Regions from separate parts of the Homo sapiens genome. Here region 1 is linked to region 2. Evidence: chromatin loops called from intact Hi-C (ENCODE). Cell type or tissue: PC-3. All regions are shown on one strand. Each heading gives the region's core, and the rest is flanking DNA. Links, peaks and the distances in the headings are about the cores only. Region 1 overlaps LOC105377732 (a long non-coding RNA gene). Region 2 overlaps LOC105377732 (a long non-coding RNA gene).

What was found. A loop is a pair of places that touch in the nucleus more often than their neighbours do. Peaks named below come from ENCODE experiments on the same cell type or tissue, not always from the same donor. Only the 100,000 strongest peaks of a DNase experiment are listed, where the experiment ranks them.
Region 1: a loop joins it to region 2, with 6 times the contacts of the local background. A loop is called at or near these places in 3 of 110 quality-filtered maps.

What each region holds. Positions count from the first base shown.
Region 1 is chr5:173,507,334-173,517,167 of GRCh38, forward strand. It overlaps LOC105377732 (a long non-coding RNA gene), which reads left to right. Exons shown (of 15, transcript XR_001743001.1): 14 at 64-257. Among named protein-coding and RNA genes, the nearest start is that of LINC02995, 67 kb to the right of the region's middle. In PC-3, for the core only: no CTCF peak of the experiment used is centred there; a DNase peak (open chromatin) is centred at 8,378; H3K27ac peaks cover 2,435 bases.
Region 2 is chr5:173,451,565-173,462,177 of GRCh38, forward strand. The region is part of intron 3 of LOC105377732 (a long non-coding RNA gene); the gene reads left to right. Among named protein-coding and RNA genes, the nearest start is that of MIR8056, 110 kb to the left of the region's middle. RefSeq lists an enhancer at 3,213-4,412. In PC-3, for the core only: no CTCF peak of the experiment used is centred there; DNase peaks (open chromatin) are centred at 687, 2,957, 3,857, 5,447 and 1 weaker place; H3K27ac peaks cover 7,601 bases.

The DNA of each region.
Region 1 (9,834 bases), core at 1,835-9,834, 58 kb after region 2:
CCTGTGGCCACCCCACAGGGAGGGAGCTGGGGGAATGAATATACTAATCTTCTCCATCCCCAGCTCTGGACTCCTGCCAATCCTCCCTTGGCCAAGGCCTCCAGAAGTCAGAGAGCGAGGGAACATATGAACTATCTATCCTGGTCTACTGTCAATCTCCTTCCACTGAAATATCAGCTCCACAAGGCTAGTGGTGTCATGGATTTGCTCACTGCTGTAGGTGCCTAGTGAATATTTGCTGGAAATGGAATACATGGGTGAGTACATAAATAGTTGCTTATGTTCGAAAGCCAAAGGCCTCAGGACACTGAGGTCCTAAGTGACACTTGTCCTAAGTGACAGAGCTAATCTGCCCCCCTTTTATTTTTTAGTAAATCTTTTTGATATTAGAGCCTAAATATACAAAACATACAAACTATAAGGACATGCTTCCGTGAATTTTCACAAACTGAGTTCACCCAGGTACCTAGTACGCAGATCAAAGGAGAGACTGTTGCAGTGTCTGAGGCCCCATGTCCCCTACCCAGGCATTACCCTCCCCACTATTCTCTCGGATTTACCCCCAAAAATTGGTTCTGTCTGGTTTTGAACTTTAATAGAATCATACAATATGTGTACTTCTGTGTTTAACTTCTTTTGCTCAACCTTAGTTTGTGAAATTCATCCGGGATGTTGTGTGAGGTTATACGTTATACGTTCTCATTGCTGTATATTATTCAAATGTTTGAATATAACACAATTTATTTTTCCATTCTATTTTTGATGGGTATCATTAAATTTATTTCTAGATGTGTTCTTCCATTGATTTAAGTCTTTATTAATTTTTCTCATTAATGTTTGTATGTGTAGAGGTCCTACACATTACTTGTTAGATTTATTCCTATATGTTTTCAATGCAAATATAACATTATGCCAATAGTTGTTAGCTATTATGAATAGTGCTGTTAGGAATATTTTTGTATATGGCTTTTGAGGATATATGTGTGTGTGTCTGTGTGTGTATATGATATATATATATCATATACACACATGTATATATATCATGTGTATGTATCTCATATATGTATATGTGTATATATATCATATGTATATATATCATATACACACACAGACACACACACATATCTTGGAGTGGAATTTCTGTGTCATAGAGTATATGTATATGTATATATTCAACTTTAGTTGATATCACTAATTTTCCAAAGTGGTTGTCTGGTGATATACCTACTTCAGTGAATAGTATTATGGAGATTTTAAAAATTACAGCCATTTTGATGAGTGAGCATTGGAGTTGATATTTTCACTGTGGTTTTAATTTGCATTCTCTGATGGCTAATGAGGTTGAGCACCTTTTTATATTGGCTATTAAGATATCTTCTTTTGAGAAGTGCTTAATTCACGTCTTTTGTTCATTTTTCTGTTGGGTCGTTTTCATTTTCTTATATATTGCATATGTGTGTATTAGCTGAAGGACTCAAATATAGAATATATAAAATTTCCTGCAAGACAATAATATATATTGACATATATATGACACATATATCTCTTCTTACTTTGATTTGTCTTTTCAGTCTCTGAATGCTGTTTATATAAATGTGAGTTTTTAATTTTAATAGTTCCAGTTTATCAATTATTTCTTAAATGGTTAATGCTTGTGTGTGTGTGTGTGTGTGTGTGTGTGTGTGTGTGCAGGTGTCTAAGAAATCTTCGGTTGTAAAGATCTTCTCCTATATTTTCTTCTAGAAGGTTTATAATTATACTTTTTGCAGTTAGATCTGCATCTGGAATTGTGTGGTGTGAATCAGGGGTCAAAATTTATTTTTTCCATATGGATATCTAATTGACTCAATATGATTATTAAGTCAGACCGTTGTTCTCTCCCTCCTCCACTGTACTTCAGTGGCACCTTTGTCATAAATCAGGTGACTGCATAGTATGGGTCTTTTTTTTGACCTCAGTATTGTATTTCATGGATCTATTTTTATATCCTTTAGCTATTAACATACCGCGTTTGCAATAGGTCTTGTTATTTGATGGTTGAAGACTCCCAGCTTTGTTCTTTCTCTTCAGAATTGCTTTGGCATTTATGTCCTATTTCAGTATGAATTTAATAGTTGACTCATTAAGTTCCACAAAAAAAACCTTTCAGGATGTTGGTTTGAATTGCATTGAATCTATATTTAACTTTGAGTTAAATTGATATCTTTACAGTATTGAGTCTTCTAATCCATGAATATGGTATGTTCCTTGATTTATTTAGATCTCCATTTATTTCACTAATGTTTGTTTTATGCTAATATAAACAATATTCTTTTAAAGTTTGTCAGTTTTTTGCATTTATATGGAAATACGATTGAGTTTTACATACAATTGACCTTCTTATCCAATGACCTTCCAAAATTCACTTATTAATGATAATAGTTTTTCTTTAGGTCCTTTTGTATTTACTGTGAACAAAGTAATTTTTTTTTGCAAATAATGATTTTTTCCCCAAATTTTATATCTTTTTATCCCCTCTTTCCTTTTATTTTTGCACTGGCTAGAAACTGTGGTTCAATATTTAATAGAAGTGGTGAAAACAGGCATTCTTGCTCATTCTCATTCTCAGGCAGAAAGCTTTCAATATTTGCCGTTAAGTATAATACTTTCTGTAGGGCTTTTTTTTTTTCTTAAACACTCTTTATGGGACTAAAGAGGTTCCCTTTTGTTCCTGTCTGCAGAGGGGATTTCAAGTTTTTTAAAATCATAAACGTGTGTTGAATTTTATCAAAAGCTATTTCTGTGTCTACTGAGATGGTCAGATGATTTTCTTTTTATTCTGTTAATGTAAATTATAGTAATTTTAAAATATGAAGCCAACCTTTCATTCTGGGAACAAATGCAACTTTCTCATTCTTCATTATTATTTTTATATTTTACTAAATCCAATTTGCTAGTTTGGTATTTTTGCATCTCTGTTCATAGGACTGATTGGCCCATAATTTTGCTTTATGTCAAGGTCAGTTTTTGATGTCAAGATTACAATGGCCTAATTAAACAAAATAGAAAATATTTTTTCTAGTCTACGCAAATGTTTATATAAGTTTGGTGTGATTTCTTCCATAAATATTTGGAGAAATTCATTTGTAATTTATTTGGAGGAAAGCCATCTATGTCTAGAGATTTCTTTGTTATCTTCAGCTTTAATATCTCTAATAGAAATAGGACTATTTCAGATTTTCTATTTCTTCTTACATCAGCTTTTGTTAATTTTGTTTTTCTAAGGATTTTCCATTTTATCTAAAATTTTTAATTTATTAACATTCAATTGTTAATAGTAAGTTGTAACTATATTTTTAACATGTGCAGGATATGGAATGATGTTTTCTTTTTCATCAAAACTGGTAATTTTTGTCTCCTCTATTACTTTGCTATTACTTTGTTATAAGACTTCCCAGAAAGCTAACATTTATTTTACTTTTATGAGTGCCAACTTTTGGACATATTGATTTTCTATCTTGAATGTCTGTTTTGTATTTTATTAATTTGTGCTACTAGTTTTTTTTCTTTTTTCTGGTTTCCTTAGACATAATTTTCTATTCTTTTTTTTGACATAGATAACTAGCTTACTGATTTACATATTTTTTCTTTTAAATTTATGTATTTAAGGCTATAATTTCTCTCTAAGCAGAGGTTTAACCACATCCTCCATATTTTGATATGTCATATTTTCATTATCATTTAGTTAATGATATTTTCCAGTTTCCACTGAAATTTTTTCTTTGACCCATTTAAAAATATATTGCTTAATTTCCAAGTATTTGAAGAATTCCTACTTATTTTGTTATTGATTTCCAACTTAATTCTTCCATGGTCAGAGAACATATTTTGTATGATTTCAATCCTTTGAAGTTTGTTGAAACTTCGTTTATGGCCAGCATAAACGTTCCATGTACACTTGAAAAAACAGTATACTTTTTTGGACACAGTGTTCTGTACATGTCAATATATCAAATTTGTTAATTGTGTTGTTTAGATCTTACATATTCTTACTGATTTTTTTCTTTCTTGTTATATATTTTATTGAGAAAAGTTTGTTAAAGTCTCTCATTATTATGAGTGTGGATTTGCCTAGACTTTCTTATAATTCTGTCAACTTTTGTTTTTTATATTTTGAAGTTGTGTTTTTTACATACATATAAATTGAGAATTTCTTGGGGGATTAACGCTTTTATTGTTATGAAACTTGAAACTTTTGATCTTAATCAGGCTTTTTGCCTTAAGTCTATTTTGCTACCAGTATACCTATACCAGCTTTCTTTTGGATATTGTTTGCATGGTAAATCTTATATCATCTCTTAATTTTTAATTACTTTATATCCTTATATTTGAGGTGTATCTCTAGTAAACAGCATATAGTTAGATTTTGTTTTTTAATCTAGTTTGATAATTATAGATGTTTAATTGAACTATTTAATCGATTTACATTTAATGCGATTACTGATATATTTGGGTGTGTATCTACCATCATGCTATTTGGCCAAACTACTGCATCATAAATGGAAATGAGTCAGTCCCTCCTTCCGGTCCCACTTTCTTCACTCTCCTCTATCTCGTTCCTTTTCCTGCCTCATTGGCTTCTTCTTACCTTAGTTTGTTTTTTTTTTCTTTTTTGCTGTGCCTCTCTCTTTTCCTGGACTTCTAAATATTGAAGTTTCCTCTCAGTCCTCACAATTATTTCTTCTTCACTCACTCTTTAAGTGATCTCACCCCTTCTTAAGGATTTAAATAGGCTGCCAACTCCCAAGGTGATGGCTCCACCCTGGACCTCTTCCCAGAATTTCAGATACATATAGCCACCACCATACAGCGCCATTTTGGGAAGCCTACGTCCACAGGCATCTCAAACTAATGTTTCAAAAACAGAGGTCTTAGCATAGTGAGAGCTTCTGTGTTCTTCCTGAAGTCTTCCCCATCTCAAGAAGGAGCAACTCCGTTTTCCCACTCATCAGGCCAAAACTTTAAGGTCATTTTTGATTACTCTTTTTTACTCTTACAGCAACATCCAATCCATCAGGAAGACTTGTTTATGCTATCTTCAGAATATATTCGTAATATGACCACTTTCCACCACTTCCTTTGCTGTTGGCTTGAGCCTAGCCACTGCCATCTCTCACCTGCTGTATTGCAGTGGCTTCCTAACTGGCAACTTTGCCTCCAGTCTAGCTTCCGTGCAGCCTTTTTTCCACACAGCTGCTGAAATGTTCTTTAAAGGACATATGGCACAAGGCATCACTTCTATGCTCAACACAGAAATGGCTTTCTATCTCAATCAAAGTAAAGGCTGAAGTCTCTACAATGGCCTATGGAGCCCTGATTGATCTAGCTTTGTGCTACCTTTCTGATCTTAGCATCTGCCCATCCCCCATTCACCCTGCTTAAGCCAACTGCTCTCCTTGCGATTCCTCATAAACACCAAGCATACTGTCACCTCAGGGCCCTTGACCATGCTGTGCCTCCTCCTCCTTCATATCTTTGCATGACACACTCACTCACTTCCTTCAGGTGTCTGTTCTAATGTCCCAGTCTGAACCATCTTATATAAAATATCAAAGCTCCTTTCCTCCGTGGCTCTCGTCTGTTTTGCTCTGTGTGATTTTCCCCCAAAACCCTATCAACCCCTGGTATATTACATGCTCATTGATTGATTTATTTACACTGTTGCCCTTCAGCATAAGCTCTGAGTCACATAAACTTTGTTTTATTCACTGATGTATCTCCAGAACCTAGGTCAATATCTGGCATATAGTTAGCCACCAATAAATATCTATTAAATAAACAAAAGGCATTTTTACAGCAATCCTGTGATATTGACAGGGAAGGTGCTGTTTTCTGCTTCCTGAAGAGGAAGCCGAAACTCAGAGCCTTGACTGATTTATAGAAACCACACATCTGTTAAGTGGCTTAGCTGGAAGTCAAACAAATCTTTTCAGCTCAGTTACGGGCTCATTTCACAGCTACACATTTCTCAGCCATGGTGGATTCCACATTGATAGCCAATGATGACAAAAATTGTAAAGTGAGGATCAGGCAGACTCTGACATTTCTTTTGTTCCAGTTTCCACATAGATCAGCAATCCCTAAAAAGAAAAAAAAATTAAAGACCTTTCAATGTATGTGGTTTCTTCAGAGTTTGCTATGGTTAAAAAAACAAGTGGGATCTGAGTGAATGAGTTAGGAAGAGCTGAGCTTTGTGGTCAGGGATGCCCTCCCAGGGTTCTGGGAGGTGTCATCATATATAACAAATCAACAGGGAATATTTTTTTACCCCAATATCAAATATGACCTTTTTAAGATTCTGAGATAAAAGAAAAATTTATACAGTCATTTAGAAAATATTTATTGGGTTACTTGTGATGTATCAGGAATACTGTGCTAAGCACTGGGAATAGAGTGCTGAGCAAAACAGACAGGGCCTTGCCCTCCTCTAGTGGAGAAAAATAAAGTCTAAGTGAGTTATCACTGGATGAATGAATTTCAAAAGAACATGGCATTTGCTGTGGAAAGCACATTCAATAATTTCTCAGATTACTTCCTTGTTAAGATAAAGGACTTCTATTTAGAGGCCAGAATTAGGAAACCATATGGTATGTCAGGTTGGAGACATAGCTAGATATACACATGCGAAGTCACAGAAAAAGAAGGTTAGAAAAGGATATCAGGGCTGGGCGTGGTGGCTCATGCCTGTAATCCTAGCACTTTGGGAGGCTGAGGTGGGTGGATCACCTGAAGTCAAGAGTTCGAGACCAGTCTGGCCAACATAGTGAACCCCCATCTCTACTAAAAATACAAAAATTAGCCGGGCGTGGTGGCATGCACCTGTAATCCCAGCTACTCAGGAAGCTGAGGCAGGAGAATTGCTTGAACCCAGGAGGCAGAAGTTGCAGTGAGCCGAGATCATGTCACTGCACTCCAGCCTGAGCAACAGAGTGAGACTCTGTCTAAAAAAAAAAAAAAAAGGAAAAGAAAAGGATATCAGTGAGAGACATGCACAGTAACTGGTATTTGGCAGGTCTAGTTAAAAAAATCCAGGTGAACTATCATCTTCTAGCTATCTAGAAAAATCCATCCTTCTTTCCTTGTGCTTGGGATATAAACTACATTTCTTAGCTTCCTTTGCAGTAAGATATGGTCATGTGCATGAGTTCTAACCAATAGAATGTGAGGGGAGGTGATGAGTGCAACTTCAGGTCTGGACCTTAAAACCTCTTGTGAGAACTTTTTAATATGGCAGAACTGCCACTAGCCTGGCTCCCAGAATGACTGTATGGAGTAGAGTTGTTGCTGACCTGAATCCCTGCTACCCAGAAAGGCTTACATTTAGAAATTTGGAAGTTTTGAAATTCTTTTTAAAAATTCCATAGACTTTTTGGAGTCTATGAAAGAGACTCTTGGTATGCACTAAATACTATGAGCTCCTCTACATTTCCCAGCCTCCCTTGCAGTTAAGCTGGTCAGGTGACTCAGTTCGGGCAAATAGGTCGTGGGAAAAAAGACAGATGATACTTCAAAGCCTATGCCATAAAAGTCTCCTATGTAAAGCCATTTATTCTCTAGCCAGTTGGTACCAGGGCAAGTCTGAAGCCACAAGATGGCAGAGACACAATGTGAAGGGAGTCTGTGTCCCTGGATTAGTGCTTGGAGAAGAGCCACTTAGGAATACAACATCAGGCTTTTCATAAAGATAAATCAGTTTTTATTAGTTTTAGCTTCTGATATTTAAGGTTATTTCTAATGCAGTTAGCCCACCGTGACTAATACGAGGTCTATTTACTGCTGCATATTAGCCTACTTTAACTAATGCACCGAGTGTTCAAATAGACCCAACACCAAAATTTGAGAGCATTAGCTCTGACACTGCACTGAACAGGTACCAGCCATTTTACAAGAACCAAGAGAGAAGAGGTGAGGCCTGTTTTGTTCTACAGTGTCCCCAGTGCCTAGCATGGCACCTAGCACTGTAGTAGGTGCTCAAATGTGTATATTGAAATGATCATGACCAAATGTCCATTTTTCCTTTTTGACATAGAAAACCCCAAATCCAATTCTAAGTTTCACAATCTTAATTAGAATAATTATAACATGTGACTTTTAAAGAAAGATGTAAAATCTTTGGAGTCAGATAATCCTTACTCTGTTTGCCACCTTAAAAGCATGTCATCTTCTGGACCTGAAGTCTGATTTGCCAAACAGAGGTGCTGCTTCCTGTGTTTCAGAGGCACGGTAAGGACTGCATGAGGTGATTAAGGTCCTGTAAAGAATCTAGCTCTGTCTCTGCCACCAAGATGGTTTTGATTAAATGTTTGTTTACTCATGGTACTGACAAAATGTATCATTAAATGCCTTGAGTAGACCCAGGATGACTAATGAAGGGCTTACATGATAGGTCCTATGAAGAAAGACCAAAAAGTTACTCAAGACATTCCACTAGCTTAGAGGAGGCTCATTCCACAGCAGCACATGAAAAGCAACACATAAACAAACAACACTTGTTTTTAAGCATGTGAAAGGGTCCACCATTTATTTTACAAGAGGATAATGAGGGACAACCTGGAGCTGTGAAAAGAGATGGTTTTGGAGGCAAACCTAGGTTTGAATCTTGTTCATTTAATACTCAACCAGTCTTTATTAAGGGCTTCCTCTGTGCCAGCAACTGTTCTAGGCACCCAGGATCCAGGCTTGAAAAAGACAAAGGGTCTGCTCTCCTGATGCTTTCATTTTAGCGCAGGGGATCAACAATAAACAGCTAAACAAAGAAATAAATATGATCACATCTGTGCTATGAAGAAAAGTAACTAGCTTATTAACTGAGAATTTGTCCAAGTTATGTTTACCGCCATGAGCCTCATTTTTCCTCTGTAAAATAAGAAACAAGTCTCTGTTTTCCTTGTTGTAGATTAAAATGTTATATGTAGAGCACCTTACAGTTAATGAAGAGTCTCTTGCCAGGCGCAGTGGCTCACGCCTGTAATCCCAGCACTTTGGGAGGCTGAGGCGGGTGGATCATGAGGTCAGGAGATCGAGACCATCCTGGTTAACACCACGAAACCCTGTCTCTACTAAAAATACAAAAAAATTAGCTGGGCGTGGTGGCAGGCACTTGTAGTCCCAGCTATTCGGAAGGCTGAGGCAGGAGAATAGCGTGAACCCGGGAGGCGGAGCTTGCAGTGAGCCGAGATTGCACCACCACACTCCAGCCTGGGCGACAGAGCGAGACTCCGTCTCAAAAAAAAAAAAAAAAAAAAAAAGAGTCTCTTGTAGTTACTGTTGTTACAGTTATTGTGCAGCTTGAGATAAGTGGCAGCATTAGACTGGAAGCTGAACCCCTGACTCTGATTGCCTACATTGTCCCATATTATCGAAGACTGATTAGAGAGTTACTTGTGAAGATGGTAGCAGGAAAGTCTTTCTTGGGCAATGCATCTGTTGTGAATATTTCAGTAATAATTTATAGAAAATTTAAACTGACTAGAACAATAAAAGGACCTTATTGGTTCATATTACTGATCAGTCCAGAGGTAGGGCTTACTTCAGGTATAGGTTGATCTAGCATCCGAAACCAACAATCTCCTTTTCTTTCTCTCTTTCTTTCTCTCTCTCTCTCTTTCTTTCTTTCTCCCTTTCTTTCTTTCTTTCCTTCTTTCTTTTTCTTTCTTTCTTTCTCTTTCTTTCTTTCTTCTTTCTTCTTTCTTTCTTTCTTTTCTTTCTTTCTTTCTTTCTTTCTTTCTTTCTTTCTTTCTTTCTTTCTTTCTTTCTTTCTTTCTTTCTTTTCTTTTCTTTTCTTTCTTTCTGTAA
Region 2 (10,613 bases), core at 1-8,000:
AATGGCTTATATTCAACAAACACATAACACTCTTCCTGTACTAGACACCATGCCAAGGGCTTTACAATTGCTAACTTACTTGATCCTCAGAGTCACCTTATGAGACAGGTGGATGGGATATTGCCCCTTTTACAGATGGGTAAACTGAGGTACAGAATAGTTACAGATCTTGCTGAGAGCTATGCACCTATTAAGTGGTTGGGCTGGGATTTGAACTCAGGCAATCAAGCTCCAGAGTGCACGCTGTTAACTAGCATGCTCTGCTATGCTGCCTCCCAGGAGATGGGCCAGATAAACAATGACATATTTTAAAAAACATCCTAACCTATTTTTTTCATTATATGCACATAACAGAAAATTTGGAAAATCAAAAAAAAAAAAAATTACCCACGTCTCACCACACCACCACAATCATAGCAAACATTCTAGTGTTTTTGTTTTAATTTTTAATGTGCATATGTGTTTTTTCATATCTTTGTGCAAGCAATTTGTATCCTACTTTGCACTTAACATGTAATATCCTAATGTTATCACACAATTTTCATAACCACTCTTTTAAATATTGCAAGAATGTGTGTATGTGGTGACATAATAAAAGTTCTAGGGAAACAGTTAAACAAGAATGGCCAAAGGAGGAAGAGAGCAGTACAAATTGTCAAGGCAAGGACGCAAAAAACAAAAAGGATGTCCGTGGAAACTCTGGACTTGCGCAATTACAGGAAAGGCCACTACGCTGACACATCATGTCAATGGCACTGAGCTAGGAGGTGGCAGTTAGGAATCCCGTGCCTCATGGCATCTGGGGACTAAAAATAGCTCTGTAAGGTGACAACATGTGGCAAAGACCTAGTGGGGAGAAAAGGGGCTTGTGTTGTGTTGTGCTGTAGTATACTGCACTAGAGCAAATTCAGAGGAGCTGCAATGAGAAGGCCTGCATCCCAATTCCAGCTTTATTCATTGTGTGACCTTGGATAGTTCACTTATATGGGTATCAGTTTCCTTCACCTAGCATGGGAACAATAAGAGTTCTCATGAAGAACTGTGGAAAAATATGAAATATATGGTGTGTCAGGGATGTTTTTGGTTGCAAGTAACTGAAAACTTGATTTAGAGTGGATGAAGCAATAAAGACTTTTAATGAGCTCACATCACAAGAAGTTCGAGGGTGAGGAGACTAAGGCTAGCGAAAAAGCTCAGCAATGTCATCAAGAAAACCCAGACTTGTTTCTCTTTGCAATTCACCATCCTTCGGGTGTTGGTTGTATTTCTTTCTTTCAAGTACTATTATTTCAATGACTAGATCTATGCTGAAGTGATATCGACCCTTCCTTATAAAAGCCCAGCTTCAGAGAGAAATTCTCATTCTGTCAAACTAGTAGAAAGCTCCCTATCTCCCCAAGAGACTTCTTGAAAGGGCGAGGAAGCTTCTCTGTGAAGGTATTACCCAGCACATGCTCAAAACTGCTTCCAACACCATCCACTGCTTTCTCACCATGCCCTGGGGAACATACACGGTGGCTTCTATAGCCCTGTCAAGGGCCTTCTCTGCAGAAAATGCACCTTCATACCAGCTGTCAAATTAGTATTTATCATGTTGTGTGATTATTTGATTAATGCCGCTCTAATCCTCTAGCCTATAAGCCCTGTGAGGTCGGAAAACTCATCTGTTTTGTCCATTATTGTAACCCCAGAGCCTAGCACGGTTCTTGGCTTGTGGTAGCTGTTGAGTATATATTCACTGAATGGGTGAATCAGAGTCTTCCATAGCCTGAGAACCTGTGAGTATTTTTGCATGCCTATGTGACTATCACAGAATCTGTTTGCCGAGTCACAGTGACCTGTTATCACAAGCCCTTTACCTGATCAATAAAAAACATTTATTTTGGAAGGCACTCCTTGATCTCACATTCCATAGCAGATGCTGTTGGTGCTTTTTCTATATCCACCCTGGGCTACCTGAGTTCACTTGAGGTAGTGGGCAACAGTTTTCAATTCACTGACAGAGTCCCATCTCCAGCTGCTTAAGGGCTTTCTCTGGGGGTGTTAACGCTTCCAGGGGAAAACCTCAACTAGTTGGGGATGAGAGTAGATGGATAATTGCCCAGTCCCCCATCCTCTAATGGGCCTAGGCTGAGCCATGTTCCACGTGGATTCTGAAGAACCCCCAGCAGGACGGAGCTCCAAGCTGTAATCTATCCCTTGCTGGCTCTTCTCCCTTCCTTGTCTCACTCTCCCCTTTTGTTTCTCCTGGAATAAACTCTTTATGATGTAGATATCTGACTTCTATGATATTTAGATGAGACTTGGGACTTTAGAGTTGATGCTAGAACCAGTGAAGTCTGTTGGGGCTGTTGGGATTGAATGAATTTTGAATGTGAGAAGGACACACATTTTGAAGGGCCCGGCATGGAAGGTTATGGACTGAGTGTTTATGTTCCCCCCATCTCATATGTGAAAACGCTAACCCTCCCCGTCATGCGACGGTATTTGGAAGGGAGGTCTTTGGGAGGTAATTAGGGTTATGTGAGGTCATGCGGGTAAGGGTCTCCATAATGGGATTAGTGCCCTTCTGAAAAGAGGAAGAAATACCAGAGTGCCTGCACACTGTCTCTGACAGATGAGGACATAGCAAGAAGGTGGCTATTTGCAAGCCAGGAAAGGAATCTTCCAGCACCTTGATCTTGGATTTTTCTAGCCTCCAGACTGTGAGAGATAAATTCCTCTTGTTTAAGTCGCCCAGCCTATGGCAGTTTGTTATAGAAATCTGAGCTAAGACACTGTATCTAAGTCCTTGTCTGAAAATCCTTGGACATTCCTCCCACTGGAGGTGGGATGTATGTCCTCTCCCCTTGAATCTGTGCTGGGACTCACTTATAACCAATAGGATGCAACAGAGATGATGTCGTGGGTGGTGTCAGAACTCTTTGACATTTGCTGCAAAATGTGAAGCCTAATGCCGTTTCCCTTGCGTGTGACCTTGGTGACTCATTTCTAACAAATAGAATTAAGTGAAAATGATGGGGTATGACTTCAGAGACTAGATTATAAAAGGCACTGAAGCTTCCTGCTCTCTCTCTCTATCTCTATCTCTCTCTCTCTATCTCTGTCTCACTCGGTTCTTGGGGAAACTGGCTGCCATGCTTTTAGGATACTCAGGCAACACATGGAAGGGCCCATACAGTGAAGAACTAAGGCCTTTTGTCAACAACCCTGAGGAACAGAAGCTTCCTGCCAATAGCCATGTGACCGAGTATCTTGGAATTAGATCTTCCAGCACCAGCCAAACCTTCAGATAATTGTAGCCCTTGCTGATATATTGACTGCAATCTCACAAGAGGCCTTGAGTCAGAGGCAGCCTGCAGAGGCACTTCTGAATTCCTGGCCCATAGACACTGTACAGTCCTAAAGGTTTGTTGTTTTAAGCTGTTAAGCTTTGAGAGAATTTGTTATGCAGTGATAGATAACTAATACACTCTGCTCTTTCTGAAGCTAGGTCAGGAAAAGCATTGAGTTTCTGCCTGGTTCCCTCCCCTTGGATCTGAGCCTTGAATGTAACTGGCTTGCAATCAGTCCAGCAATAGTGATGCCTTAATTTTTGAGGTTGGATCAGAAAAGGCCGTGCGGCTTCTGCCAAGTATTCAGGGACACTCCCTCTGGGAGAAGTCAGCCACCGTTTAAGACATTAGATGCCCTGAGATTGCCACGTGTAGGTGCTCTGGCATCTCTGCTGAGAACTCAGCAGATAACCAGTGACCATCAGTCATGTGAGAGGATCATCTGGGACGTGCAGCCCAGCCAAGCCTGCAGATGACTCCAGGCTCAGCCAACATCTCACTGCAACAAATAAGAGACCCCCGGCAAGAACCACTCAGCTAATCCCTTCTTGAATTCCTGATCTATGAAATCATGAGCAAAATAACATAGTCATCCTAAGACACTGTGTCACACAGAGATAGCAACTGGAGTAGTCAGCCTTTGAAGAAAACCAAACTAACGTGACTCATACGCAGTCACGGACTAGGTCCTTTTCTTTGCTTATGAAAATATTAAGCTTCGTGAAAGGTGCTCCCAAGGCCTTTGCCATGCACGCTATTTAGAAGGCAAACCCCAAGTAGAAAGTTTTAAGTATGTACCCCTCCACACGCAATATAAAACAAAATAGAAATTAAAAGAAAATAAAAATATCTAGAAGTGTGCAAGACCAGTGATGGTCAGGTTCCCTTTCTTGGACATACACACTCCCGCTTGGAGGCCTTAATGGAGGGTGTGCCTCTTGTTTCAGATATAGAAACAGGTCACTTTGACCTACAATATACAACCCCAATGTTTTCACTTGGTGCTTGATTTGTGGCAGGATTTAAATTTCCACCCACTTTTTGGACTAAAAGTTGTTTTTGTAATTGAAATGTATGCTTATCATAAAAGTATAAATACTATAGAGGAATATATGAAGTAAAAGATGAATCCCTTTTGTCTCCCAGCAATGCCATGGGTTGAATTGTGTCCCCTACTCAAGTTCATATGTTGACGTCCTAACCCCCCTGAACCTCAGAATGTGACCTTATTTGGAGATAGGGTCTTTACAGAGGTCATCAAGTTAAAATAAGGTCATTAAGATGAGCCCTAATCCTGTATGACTGATATTCTTATCGAAACGGGAAATTTGGACACAGAGACTTACATAGAGGGAAGACAGTGTAAAGAGACATAGGAAGAAGATGGCCATGTACAAGCCAAAGAGAGCGGAGTGGAACAGATTCCCCCCTCAGGGTTCCCGGAAGGAGCCACCCCTGCCAACACATTGATCTCAGACTTCAAGTTTTCAGAGCTGCTAGAAAATATGTTTCAGCTGTTTAAGCCATTCAATGTGTGGTACTTTATTATGGCAGCCCTAACAAACTAACATAAGTAATTTCTTGTGTCCCTCCAAAAAAAGAGTCTGACTATACCCATATTTGTGTATATGATTTTCTTCCTTACATAAATGAATCATTTACTAATACTTTTCTACACCAGGAATTCTTCACTTTCTAATTTATTGTGCTAATCTTTTCACAGTAGCCTGTGCAGGTGTATTTAATTCCTCTTAACAGCTGCATAGTATTCTGCAGTTGGGAGAAACTACACTTGATTTGCCCACTGTCCTTTTAATGGACAAGTTGCGTGCTTTCCATAATCCCCTGAGTTCATCAAATGCCTGAGCCTTAAGTACAGCAGGGTTGGTGAAGGATCTACACACAGCAAATGTTCAAGACCCACAGACAGAGAGGAGTGAAGCACAAAATAAATGTCTATTTTATATGCTACTTTGTGAACACTTCCTGTGACTCATCTGTTAGAGCTCAGCTGAGAGCCCCTCTTGTGGGTTCTCAGGGCACCTGCTTCCCTCCTTCCTTGCCCTTAGCACAGTTGCGGTTTTCCACTGGTTGGTGTCACTTTCCGAATCATGTCTGTCTCCTTCCCCAGACCCTCTGGCATTGCTCTTGGCTGTGACTCTGGCACTTGGCACATCGTGCTCAATCAGAGTAGGTTCTCAACAACTGTTTATCAATGGAGGGAATCTTTGTAAGCTGTAAAATATCAGAGAAATGCATGACGGAATCGATGCAAAGAGGAAGCAACTCCCCAGGAATGTGGGAGCAGCATCATTTCAGATCATGTGAACTTCCTTGAGGTCAAAGGTTTTATGAGACCCTTCCCTACCTCTGTCATTTGTCACTTTGCCTTCTGCTACTGTGGACCTTTCAGAATTTGCAGCAGCCGATCCTCTCTCTTCCTGTGCTGGATTGACTCAATGTACCATTGAGGGAATGAGTTCAGTGTACATTTTAGAAACCAGGCCATCAGTTACAGTAAGTAACAGCCAGAGTTGTTTAAGGTGAGCATAGACATTGGGGAAAGTGGGGTTAAGAACCATCATGGCCAGGGCAAACACTGGGAATCAAGAAACCAATTCACTAGGCATGGGACTTGGGCAACTTATTTCATAAGAATAAGAAGGCAACAACCGTAAGAGCTGCTGGAATTTACCAAGCCCTTGTCCTGTGGCAGGCACTGCATTTGGCACACAGCTTAACTCTCGCAGCAACCTTGTAAGAGAGACACTGTTCCTATCCACTGCGCTGTGAAAAGAAGCCAAGTGTAGAGGGGCTGAGAGACAGCTCCATGGTCCTGCAACTCGTGAGTGGCAGAGCCAGGTTTTCAAGCGAGATTTGCCCAGTTCATATTTCTTAACCACTGCATGATCCCTCTGGGACCTCTGTTTCCTTTTTGGAAAAGGGGAGGATGGGGCTAATCACTTAGGATCTTTGGGCCCCTGTAACTTAGCCTTAGAATATCTCTCTTAAAAGAACTTTGGCCTTTTGTAGTAAGTTGTTTAGACACCAAGGATCATTTATCTTCGAAGTGAAGGAAGCCCATCTCTTAACTATTAAAAGACCAAACTTGGTACAACATGAGAAAGTTATAGTAGTGACTGTTACAATAAGAGTAACAGTAAAAGTCAAAACCATAATGAGATATTGCCTCACACCCATTAGGGTGGCTACTGTCAAAAACCCAGAAAATAACTAGTGTTGGTAAGCATGTAGAAAAACTGGAATCTCTGTGCACTGCTGGTGGGAGTGTAAAATGCCACTGTGGAAAAAAGCATGGAGGTTTTTCAAAAAAAATTATACATAGAATTACTGTGTGATAGGCCGGGTGCAATGGCTCACGCCTGTAATCCCAGCACTTTGGGAGGCCGAGGCAGGCAGATCATGAGGTCAAGAGATGGAGACCAGCCTGACCAACATGGTGAAACCCTGTCTCTACTAAAAATACAAAAATTTGCTGGACGTGGTGGCGCATGCCTGTAGTCCCAGCTACTTGGGAGACTGAGGCAGGAGAATTGCTTGAACCTGGGAGATGGAGGTTGCAGTGACCCGAGACTGCGCCACTGCACTCCAGCCTGGGTGACAGAGTGAGACTCTATCTCAAAAAAAAAAAAAAAAAAAAAAAAAAGAATTACTGTGTTATTGCTATTCTACTTTTGGGAATATGCCCAAAATAATTGGAAGCATGGTCTTGAAGAGATATTTGTACACCTCTGTTCACAGCAGCATTATTCGCAATAGCCAAAAGGTGGAAGCAACCAAGTGTCCGTCGATAGATGAATGAATAAGCAAAATATGCTATAGACATACAATGGAATATTATTCGGCCTTAAAAAGGAAGAAAATTCTGACACATACTACAACATAGATGAATCTTGAGGACATTGTGCTATGTGAAATAAGTCAGATGCAAAAGGACAAATACTGTCTAATTCCACTTATAGGAGGGCCTCTAGAGTAGCCAAATTCATAGAGACAGAAGTAGAATGGTAGTTGCCGGGGACTGGGAGGAGGAGGAAATGGGGGAGTATTGTTTAATGGATATAGAGTTTCAGTTTTGCAAGATGAAACATTTTCTGGGGATGGATGGTGGTGATGGTTGCACAACAGTATGACTGTACTTAATGCTACTGGACTGTACACTTCAAAATGGTTAAGAGGTTCAATTTTATGATATGTGCATTTCACCCCAATTATTTAAAAAAGGAACAACAGTGAAGGCTGTGACTTCATTAGAATCAGCATTGCCAGTCTGGAGAGCCAGGATGCACCCCTGGCGTGTCAGCAGCATCTCTGTGGGGGAAGCTCAGTCCAGTCTTGGTGGCTCTCTGAGGGAGCCCTGGGTTGGGACTGTGTCTCAATCGGCCATGACAGCTGAGCAGGGGAGCACTGCCTTCGTGCCTGACGTGAGCCCTGCGACATCTGCCCTGGACATATCATTTCAGGAGCATGAGGACTCCAAGTGGGGATCCCTGACAGCTGGGGATGGGGTGGCCGGAAGAAGAGGCTGCTTTTCAGATGGCCCTCAGACAGCAGCCGATGGCATTTGGCCAGATGCGTGCATTTGTGCTATTGCTTTGGAACACGTTGGAGGGAAGAGGGCCCTCTGTGACAAGATAATTTTTTTGGGAAGGGGGATGAGCTGATTTGTTTTTAACTTTGTAAAGTTCAGAAATACCCAATTTAACTTTGTCATATCTCTGAATCCTGAGAGAGGCAGAGAAATGAGGGAGTGACATGCTCATTTTTTCCCAAGAAAAATGAAAGGTTAACCACTTGCTGAGACTATAATAAGAGCGTGGGTAATAAATACATGCTATGCAATATTCCTGACCAACAATGATGGGCTTTGCTACTCTAAAATGTTTGGAATCACTGGCCTAACAAAATGGCAGAGGCCAGCAACAGAAATGCCAGTGGAGGAGCATGAAAATTCTATGCCTTTTCTTCACATTAAATTTAAACCTCAACAATGGAAGGATGGAAAGGGGCAACTGCACAGTGTGGCTAACAAGGAAGCATCTCCATCAAGTCTCTTTCAGTGGGGGAGGGAAAGAACCCAACTCAACTGGCTGAAGACACAGAAATGTACTGGCTCACACACCTGAAGTGTTCAGGATATTGCTAAATTCAGGCATAGCTGGATCCAGGTACTCATCAGGTACTCATACAAAGTCTTTAGGCATCTGTCTCTTTCCATCTTTTTGTTTTCTTTTGAGACAGGGTCTTGCTCTTTTGCTCAGGCTGGAGTCCAGTGGCGTGATTGGGGCTCACTGCAGCCTCGACCTCCCCAGCTCAAGCGATCCTCCCACCTCAGCCTCCTGAGTAGCTGGGACTACAGGCACACACACACCAAACTGATTTTTTTTTTTACTTTTAATAGAAATGAGGTCTCTATGTTGCCCAGGCTGGTCTTTCCATTTTTTAGCCCTGGCTTTCTTCTGTGCTTGTTTCATTCTTGGGCAGTCTGTCCATTGGTGGTGGCTATAGCAGTTCCAGGCCTGTATCTTACCAATAAGAGAGCTCCTCTTTCCTTCCAAAAGTCCCATGGTTGGCGCTTTGGGTCTGGCCTGGGTCATGTGTCTATCCTAAACCACTCACTGTGGCCAGGGTAATGGAATATGTATGCTGAATGGCCAGGCCAGGACCATAAGCCCACAGGGACTGATAGGGTGGGGTGGCTCCCCAGGGAAAGCCTGGGAGATGGTCCCCAAAGAAGGGGTGCAGGGCAACAAACACACAGCTGTTCACACCATGGGGCCTGTGAAGGAAGGCAGAAGCCAGGTCCCCTGGAGGATTCTGATTGCTTTCTTTCCTTGGTCTGTTATCTTTGCAAAGTGTTGTGGGGTTGTTGATGGAGTGACCACTCTTCTCCTGTCCTGCAGATACCTCTTGGTTTGAGGCATTGAGATGCTCTGTGGTCAGAATGTTATTGATGGTGTTCTTGGGCAGTGGTTTTCCATTTTGTTTTTTTATTGTATACAAATAGCTACAAACATTTATTTTCTTGTTCATGGGTCCAGGTTTGATTGTGTCTTGGTTGGGACTGGCCAACCAAGAGCTCCAGAGCTCTTTGGAGCAGGTGCATACTTGGGACATGCATTTCTCATAGCAGATCATAGGAGTTAAAGGGGCAAACCAAACTGTGAACTCTTCTACCCTTGAAGAGCCCTGGCCCACATTGCATTTGCTAATATTCTTTTGGCCCAACAAAACACATAGCCAAACCCATTGCCAGTTTGCATCTGGGGTGGTTATTCTGTGTCTCCTGCTCTGCAAGGCCACATGGAAGAGAGAAGAGAGAAGAAATGGGAGTCTAATCTATCCCGTGTTGCCTTCGTGAGAGCTCATTAGTGTCTGGCTCCCTGCACAGAATTAGCTTCATGACCCATTTAGCCTTTTCTGTCTCTGATGGTAATGATAAGGGAGATATCTTTGCAACAGCTTGAGTTTCCTCCTTGAGGTCAAAATCAAGGTTGAGCTATGCACCCCAAGCCCTTCAGGAATTGCTCCACTCAGTGTGTAAGGGGATGGTCTCCACTCTTACTGTCTGGACTCCCCTGCTGGAGAGGCAGGTGGTCAGGGAAGGACTGGGCTGAGTGCATGGTTCAGAGAGGCCTGATCAAGGGCTGCTGAGCATGGGGCCAAGGGTGAGCTGGGAGAGCAAAGCTGACAGCCAGGCAGCCAGTCTGGGTAAGTCCAAGGGCTAGGCAGAAAGAGATGAAGTCAGGGCAACTGGCTAGATCCCATAGGACCAGGCCAAGGCAAGAGGGTGCTGGACAGATTGGAGGGTAGAGGCTCAAGAAAGCCCCCAAGTACCAGGAATTTGTAGCCTAGGGGAGAGAAGGAAGTTGTTAAGATCTGGGACAGGACCCCCCTTCTTCACTGGCTTTCACCCTAAGAAGGAAACTGTAGCTGGCCATTCAGTCTTCCCTCTCATCCCTATCTTGGCAAACTTCTTAAAACCACTTAAAAATATTAATATTGGTAATTGTTTCCATGACTTCTCACTGCAGGCTGAAGAGCTTATATTACATAGAAACACTTGCAAACAATGATAGTGTAGTAGTTATTTTTCTTTTTTGGCTCCTGAGGACATCATGTATTTTACAAGATGTATGGTTAATATTGAAATCATCTTTCCAGCAGCTCTGATATTGTTTCTTACAATTAACTTTAGTACTGCACAAATTGCTTTGGTACATTTGAGTACAAAAGTATCAACTGAAGCCCAAAGTA